Regions from separate parts of the Mus musculus genome. Here region 2 is linked to region 1. A link is a loop called in an ENCODE intact Hi-C map of the cell type or tissue named here. Cell type or tissue: left cerebral cortex. All regions are shown on one strand. Links, peaks and the distances in the headings refer to the core of each region. The heading gives the core; the rest is flanking DNA. Region 1 has its middle 7.0 kb from the start of Dgat2l6. Region 2 has its middle 2.8 kb from the start of P2ry4.

What was found. Hi-C counts contacts between places; a loop is a spot of excess contacts. Peaks named below come from ENCODE experiments on the same cell type or tissue, not always from the same donor. Only the 100,000 strongest peaks of a DNase experiment are listed, where the experiment ranks them.
Region 2: it touches region 1 in a loop (8-fold over the local background); 3 of 42 quality-filtered maps call a loop at or near these places.

Annotation. Positions count from the first base shown.
Region 1 is chrX:100,516,380-100,519,289 of GRCm38, reverse strand. No RefSeq gene overlaps it. Among named protein-coding and RNA genes, the nearest start is that of Dgat2l6, 7.0 kb to the left of the region's middle. In left cerebral cortex, for the core only: a CTCF peak has its summit at 1,498; DNase peaks (open chromatin) are centred at 1,446 and 2,371; H3K27ac peaks cover 1,075 bases.
Region 2 is chrX:100,596,254-100,599,163 of GRCm38, reverse strand. No RefSeq gene overlaps it. Among named protein-coding and RNA genes, the nearest start is that of P2ry4, 2.8 kb to the right of the region's middle. In left cerebral cortex, for the core only: a CTCF peak has its summit at 1,461; DNase peaks (open chromatin) are centred at 1,464, 2,152 and 2,535.

The sequences.
Region 1 (2,910 bases), core at 291-2,790:
AACCAACCAAAAACCCTTAACCTAGCCTGGTGGCGTGTGCCTATAGTTCTAGCCCTCTGGAGGCTGAGGCAAGGAGAATCACTTTAGCTTGGGGATTTGAGAGCAGCTTGGGCAACAGTGAACCCTAGCCTTAAAAAAAAAGGATCATAGCACAAACTGAACAATTCCTTGTATCTCAAAACCTCAGGGTTGCTTGACTGCAGCTTGGCTCAGTGGGTAGAAAGGAATGCGGGGAAGCAGTGTGCAGGTGTTAGTGAGCGCTGTTTTGCAAGGAGAACTCGGTAACAATACTATTGCTGTAGGATGACCCACTGGGATGGGTAGCAAGTGCCAATTGTGCCTATGGGTCAACCCAAGACCAAAAGGAAGTAGAGGAGGCTCTTTTGGAATTCAGAGGACAGAGAACTGATTTTAGTTTCAAAAGTTCCTCCTTTTTAAGTTGCTTTAAGTGACAAAACTGAACAGTTTGCTTCAGGTGACAGAATCCCAAGAACCGAAACTAACCCAGAACACTATCTGAGGTTGTAAATCATTTCTTTTACTTCCTCCTCTGTCTTTCTCAAGAGGTACAAAAATAGAAAGCACACCAGAATGGAATGCCCTGGAAAGAAAACCTGCTTGCGACATTGGCAATGACAGTACCCATCTGGAAACCCAAGGCTACCCAGTACTGATACTAATACTAATAGGAAAAGATAAAAGTGGCCCCTCCTTGCTCCCTCTCTTCCTTTCCCTTTACTTTCCCACTTTATCTTCCTCTCTCAGTACCTTTTTGTTTTTCTTTCTTTTGACAGTGTTATGTAGCCTAGGCTGTCTTCAACCGACTATGTAGCTAAGGCTAGCCTTGAATTCCCTGATCCCCCTGCCTCCACTTCCGAGTGTTGGCATCATTCTTGTGTACCACCACACTGAATTTTCCTTTTCCAGTTAGATCTCATTACATAGTCCAGGCTGGCTTTGAACCTGAAACCCTCCTCCGTGTTGGGATTAGAGGTGTGCACAGTGCACTGGGCCACCATTTAGAGCTCTAACTGCCCTCTCTGTGAGAGCCACAGTGGGCAAATGCTTGCACTTACCTTATGCATTTCAATGCTTTGCTTAGCAGTGTGACAGAGATTAAGTCACGGATTCACCTTTCGGACACAGTTTCCTCCACTGGAGAATGAAGATATATCTTGCTTGACAGGATGTGAGAATAAAGGAAAACAAACAACCCTCCCCCCACCCCCGAAAAAGCAGCATATGCATAATTACAGAAATGCAGGCATACTTCTACATGCGCACGATGAGCAGAACAGAGAAGCGGTATTGTCAAGAGCATAGAGAAGCTCTGGGTCCTGGAATTCACCCAAAGCAGCTGCCTCCGAGACCCTGGAAAGCCTGGCTCTTGTGGGAGTAGAGAGGTGGTGCTTTTTTGGTTTCTGAGCAGTGAGCCATCAGGCATATAGTGCTGAGGAGAATGGAGGGAGATGGGTTGCTCACCACCTCCCTCTGGCTTTAGCTGAGGGAGTAGAGGCGGGAAACTGGCAGAACCTTTTCTTTGCTGAGTCAACTGAGAAGGAGCCAGTACTGCTCCAGTGGTGTTTAAGTGGTAGTTTTCGTCTGCAGTTTTAAGGATGTTCCCACCAAGCAGCAGCCTTGGATATGTGACTAAAAGGCTAAGGAACTGAGAGGTGCAAGGTAGGCTTGGGGAAACAACTCTGCTTGGTCCAACCCACTCTGTAGCACAAGGACAGCATTTGTGCTTCTGCAAGGCCTTGGTGTTAATGAATAGTGGGGAAAGCGCCTCATCATTAAGGCCTCGTACTTGCCAATTTCCTTTCCCTTCTTAGTGGGAAGTTTCAGATCAGCCATGGATCTGATACCAACATGAAAGTCTTAGTCTTCAGTTGCCTGACATTATACTTCTAGGAGACAATGTCTCTATAGCCACTGAAGAAAGACAATTGACTTTTCCCTACAGGAACTCGCACAGGCTCCACTTGTCCAAGCCAGGATCAGAACCCACGTTTTGTGGTCTGCCTCTTGGGTATCCATGTGCAGAGAAGCTTAATGAAGTTGGAGATTGTAGAAAGTACAATCTTAAAAGGACTCAGACCAAGGGCTAGCCCAAGCTGGCCAGTTTGTAAATTAAGTTCAGGGTGGGGTTCTTAGGGCAGAGAAAAAAAAAGCTGTGGCTAGAGGTAGCCTGGCAACCACTGGAGGAGAGCTGAGAACACTGCTTCTAACTCAGCAGGAAATTTCACCCATGCTCTACCAGTTTCGGGAGCCTGTGTGAGGGGGAGATGGATCCTTTATTAGGCGGTATACAAATATATTATTGGTAGCCTTCTTGCTGTCACCACCCACGAAACAGCCTCCTCCTCAGCACCTGACAGCCCTCTACTTCCCACCCCATAAACAAGAGGGAATTGAGCCTCTGCAAAGCTTTCTCCTCAGCTAGACTGCAGGAGCTAGAATAGGAGGGCTGAGTCATCTTCCTCTTCAAAGGAAACCAAAGTGGACTGGAGTCACAGAACAAAAGGATGTTCTCTAACTAAGCAGATCATAGGCTGCCCTTAGAGGGTACCAACCCCTCTCTCCCAGGAAGCTTCATGACACTTTTAGTGTCATGGGTGCCTCCTTTTTCTCTACATCTCCTTATCTAATCAGCTGGAGTTTACTAAACAGGCCAACAGCAAAGGCATACATTCCCGTTATGCCAAGCACTGAGCCACATAGACAAGGTCGTCCCTTGTGTTGGAGGTGGCTGTTTTTCACCTTAAGGCTTAGGCTAAAGTTCCTGTGAGGGAAAAGGATACATCTTAAGAGCATTTTCTCTGGTGTCCCCATTCTACTTGGCCACTGATAGAACTAGGTAGGAAGGTAGGACTTTTATAACAGAGGCTTTTTATTTACTTAGGGTTTCAT
Region 2 (2,910 bases), core at 289-2,788, 80 kb before region 1:
AATTAAAGAGATTAGAAAATATGTCTTTCCTCCATTTTTTTTTTTACTCTGGTCCCCAAGTTAACCACAGACATTTCAGAGAAATCACCACCAATACATTTATGAATACTACATGTGAGGGACCAGGAAGGAGAAGACTGGGGGGGGGATTGGAGTAATAGAATGGAATGGTTATCACTAATAATGATATGGAAACATTTATGTATTAAGATAAGTACTAAACTGATACCAAATGCCCATGTGGGCATAATCTACAACAAACCTGGATAAACATTCACTCAACATTTACTGAATGCTTTCTTAACTCTGAATTGAAAAGCAGTTTTGGACAACCACAAACCTCATTTGGAAAAGCTGCTTTTTTCTAGGTCATAACTTTATAAGAAGTGAGGACAGGAGCTTTAGATCTAGCTTAGGAGTGAGAGGTTCAGAAGGAGATGGGTAAAAACGCAAATGAGTATAATTATCAGAAATCTATGATGAGCCATAATTTCTATTAAAATCAGATGCTATGAAAGCATGAGAGAAGTATTTTTAAATGTTTACTTTTAATTATATATGTGTGTATGTGTATGTATGTGTACCTGAGTGTAGTGCCCACAAAGCCAAAGGGCAGACAGGGTTGTCTTGAATTTTAAGTGGTTGTGAGCTGCCAGATGTGGGTGCTGGGCCTCAAACCCAGGTCCTCTGTAAGAGCAGCAAGTACTCTTAAGTACTGAGCTTTCTCTCCAGCTCTGAGAAAGAAATTTGGAGGAGGACAGGGGGGAGTGAGCATATGTATTTGTGTATGTGTGTGTGTGTGTGTGTGTGTGAGAGAGAGAGAGAGAGAGAGAGAGAGACAGAGAGAGAGAGACAGAGAGAGAGAGACAGAGAGAGAGACAGAGACAGAGACAGAGAAAGACAGAGAGACAGAGAGAGACAGAGACGGTGACACAGAGAGAACTATGTTAGAATCTCTTTATTACAATTACTGGTAACATCTTCCAGGTGTGGTAGTACATATTGCAATAATAGCACTAAGGAGGCAAAGTGCTGCATTGTGGGTTTAAAGCAAACCTGAGCAAGATCTTTTCTCAAAAACAAAATAAAAGATAATTATTGATAATATCAAAATGGCAGTTAAATTCATGAGGGTAGTTTTCTGAGGAGAGCTGGAGAGGGGAAAGTGAGAGAGAGATGGTGGCGAAGGGAAAGAGGAGAGGAAGGAGGGTTGTGGCAGGGAGGGGAGCCTGATTTGGGAAAGGCCCACATTTGGTGGAAGGGTGACAAAAAGGAGCCAGGGAAAGGAGCCAGGAGTGTCTAGTGGAATAGTAGAAGCCATGTGAGACAAGCCACAGAGACCAAAGTGAAGAAGCAGTTCAGAGACAAGGAGTGTGATCTGTGGTGCTTGCTTTCCTCCAGGAGGGTGGCAGAAGCTGGGACTTCCATTGGGAACACTGGGGGAGGTCTTTTCCTAAAGTAGCCACTGGGCGGCAGTGGAAGCAGCAGCTACTACTGCAGCGGTGTCCAGGGACAAGCCCAAGCCTGCTTGTACTTTACTCGGTTGAAGCCTGGCAGACTTAAGTCAGTGGAACCCCTCAAGGTAAGCCAGCTTGAAGCAGTAGAGCAGGAAGCTGGCTCAGGCCGGTTGTTTTCTAATGTGACACTTCTCCATGACTTGAGACATGTCTCAAGACACCCTTCACCTCCTCCGTAGAGGCCAGTGTTAACCCTGGGAACAGAATAACATGAAGGGAAGTATTACAGACTCGCAGCATTTTAAGACTTAAACCCACTGATCAATACATATTCTGATACCTATAGTTTGATATTACTATCCCCATTTCACTGGTGAGGAAATTGTCACAAATAGGTGCCTAGGGTTATACAGGTAATAAACAGAACAAAGATTAGAATTCACACTCACTGGCTCCAAACACTTGGGCTTTTTATAACATATACTAGGTGCCTAGGGTTATATAGTTGATAAGCAGAACAAGAATTTTAATTCAAGCTCACCTGGTTTCAACTTGGGCTTTTTATACCACATACTAATATTCAGTAGTCCAGGACTCAGGTTGTTTGTGATTCAACCCTGAAACAAGGCAGTCTCCAGATCCACCCTCCACCCCCTGATCCAGGATTGTAGCTCTTACAAGAGATCTAGATTCTGGATTTTAGAGTCTCCTTTGCAGGCCTGCCTCCTCCTCTCCCTTCTAGGATGTAGTTAGGTCACATTCTTAGGACCTGAGAATCAGGTTCTGAGTCTTTATTGCTTCCCAGCTTAAAGATTCTGCTCCAGCTTGCTTATCCCTCCCAACAAGTACTGCTCACCTTATGCACAGCATCCTCCAGACCCAATTTGCCTTTTATACCAGAGACAGTGATACTTACAAAGCCCCAGTTGTCTCCAGAGGCCTCAGATCCACAGCTGCTCACAACTGTTCTCCGACATTAGGCTTTTTAACGGTGGAGGCTTGCTCTGCATGCCTTCTCTACTGTATTAAGACAAAGTTCTCTTGGAGTGATGGAGAGAGACAGGGTGCTGTGTAGGAAGGGGTGGGATGTGTTAGGGAAGTTTCTTGGCTAGCATCCACAGGGAGATATGAACTGTTTCCTGGCCATCTGTTCTTACATGTGTCATAGGCATCTGAAAACATACATGCTGGGAAATGAACTTCTCTTCTTTCCCCAAATCAGCTTTCTTATAGCCTCTGAGCCTGTTAACAGACTTCTCTTCTAGTCACCCAGGCAAGAAACCTGGAGTCATTTTTTTTTCTTTGACAGAGACTTAGTACGAGACCCATTCTCTGGCCTTGAACTTGGAGCAATCCTCCTGTCTCATCCTCCAACCACAAGTACTGACATTACAGGCTTGTGCTTGTCAATCATAACCAGTCTTGGCTTAGAGTTACTCTTTTTTTTTGTTGT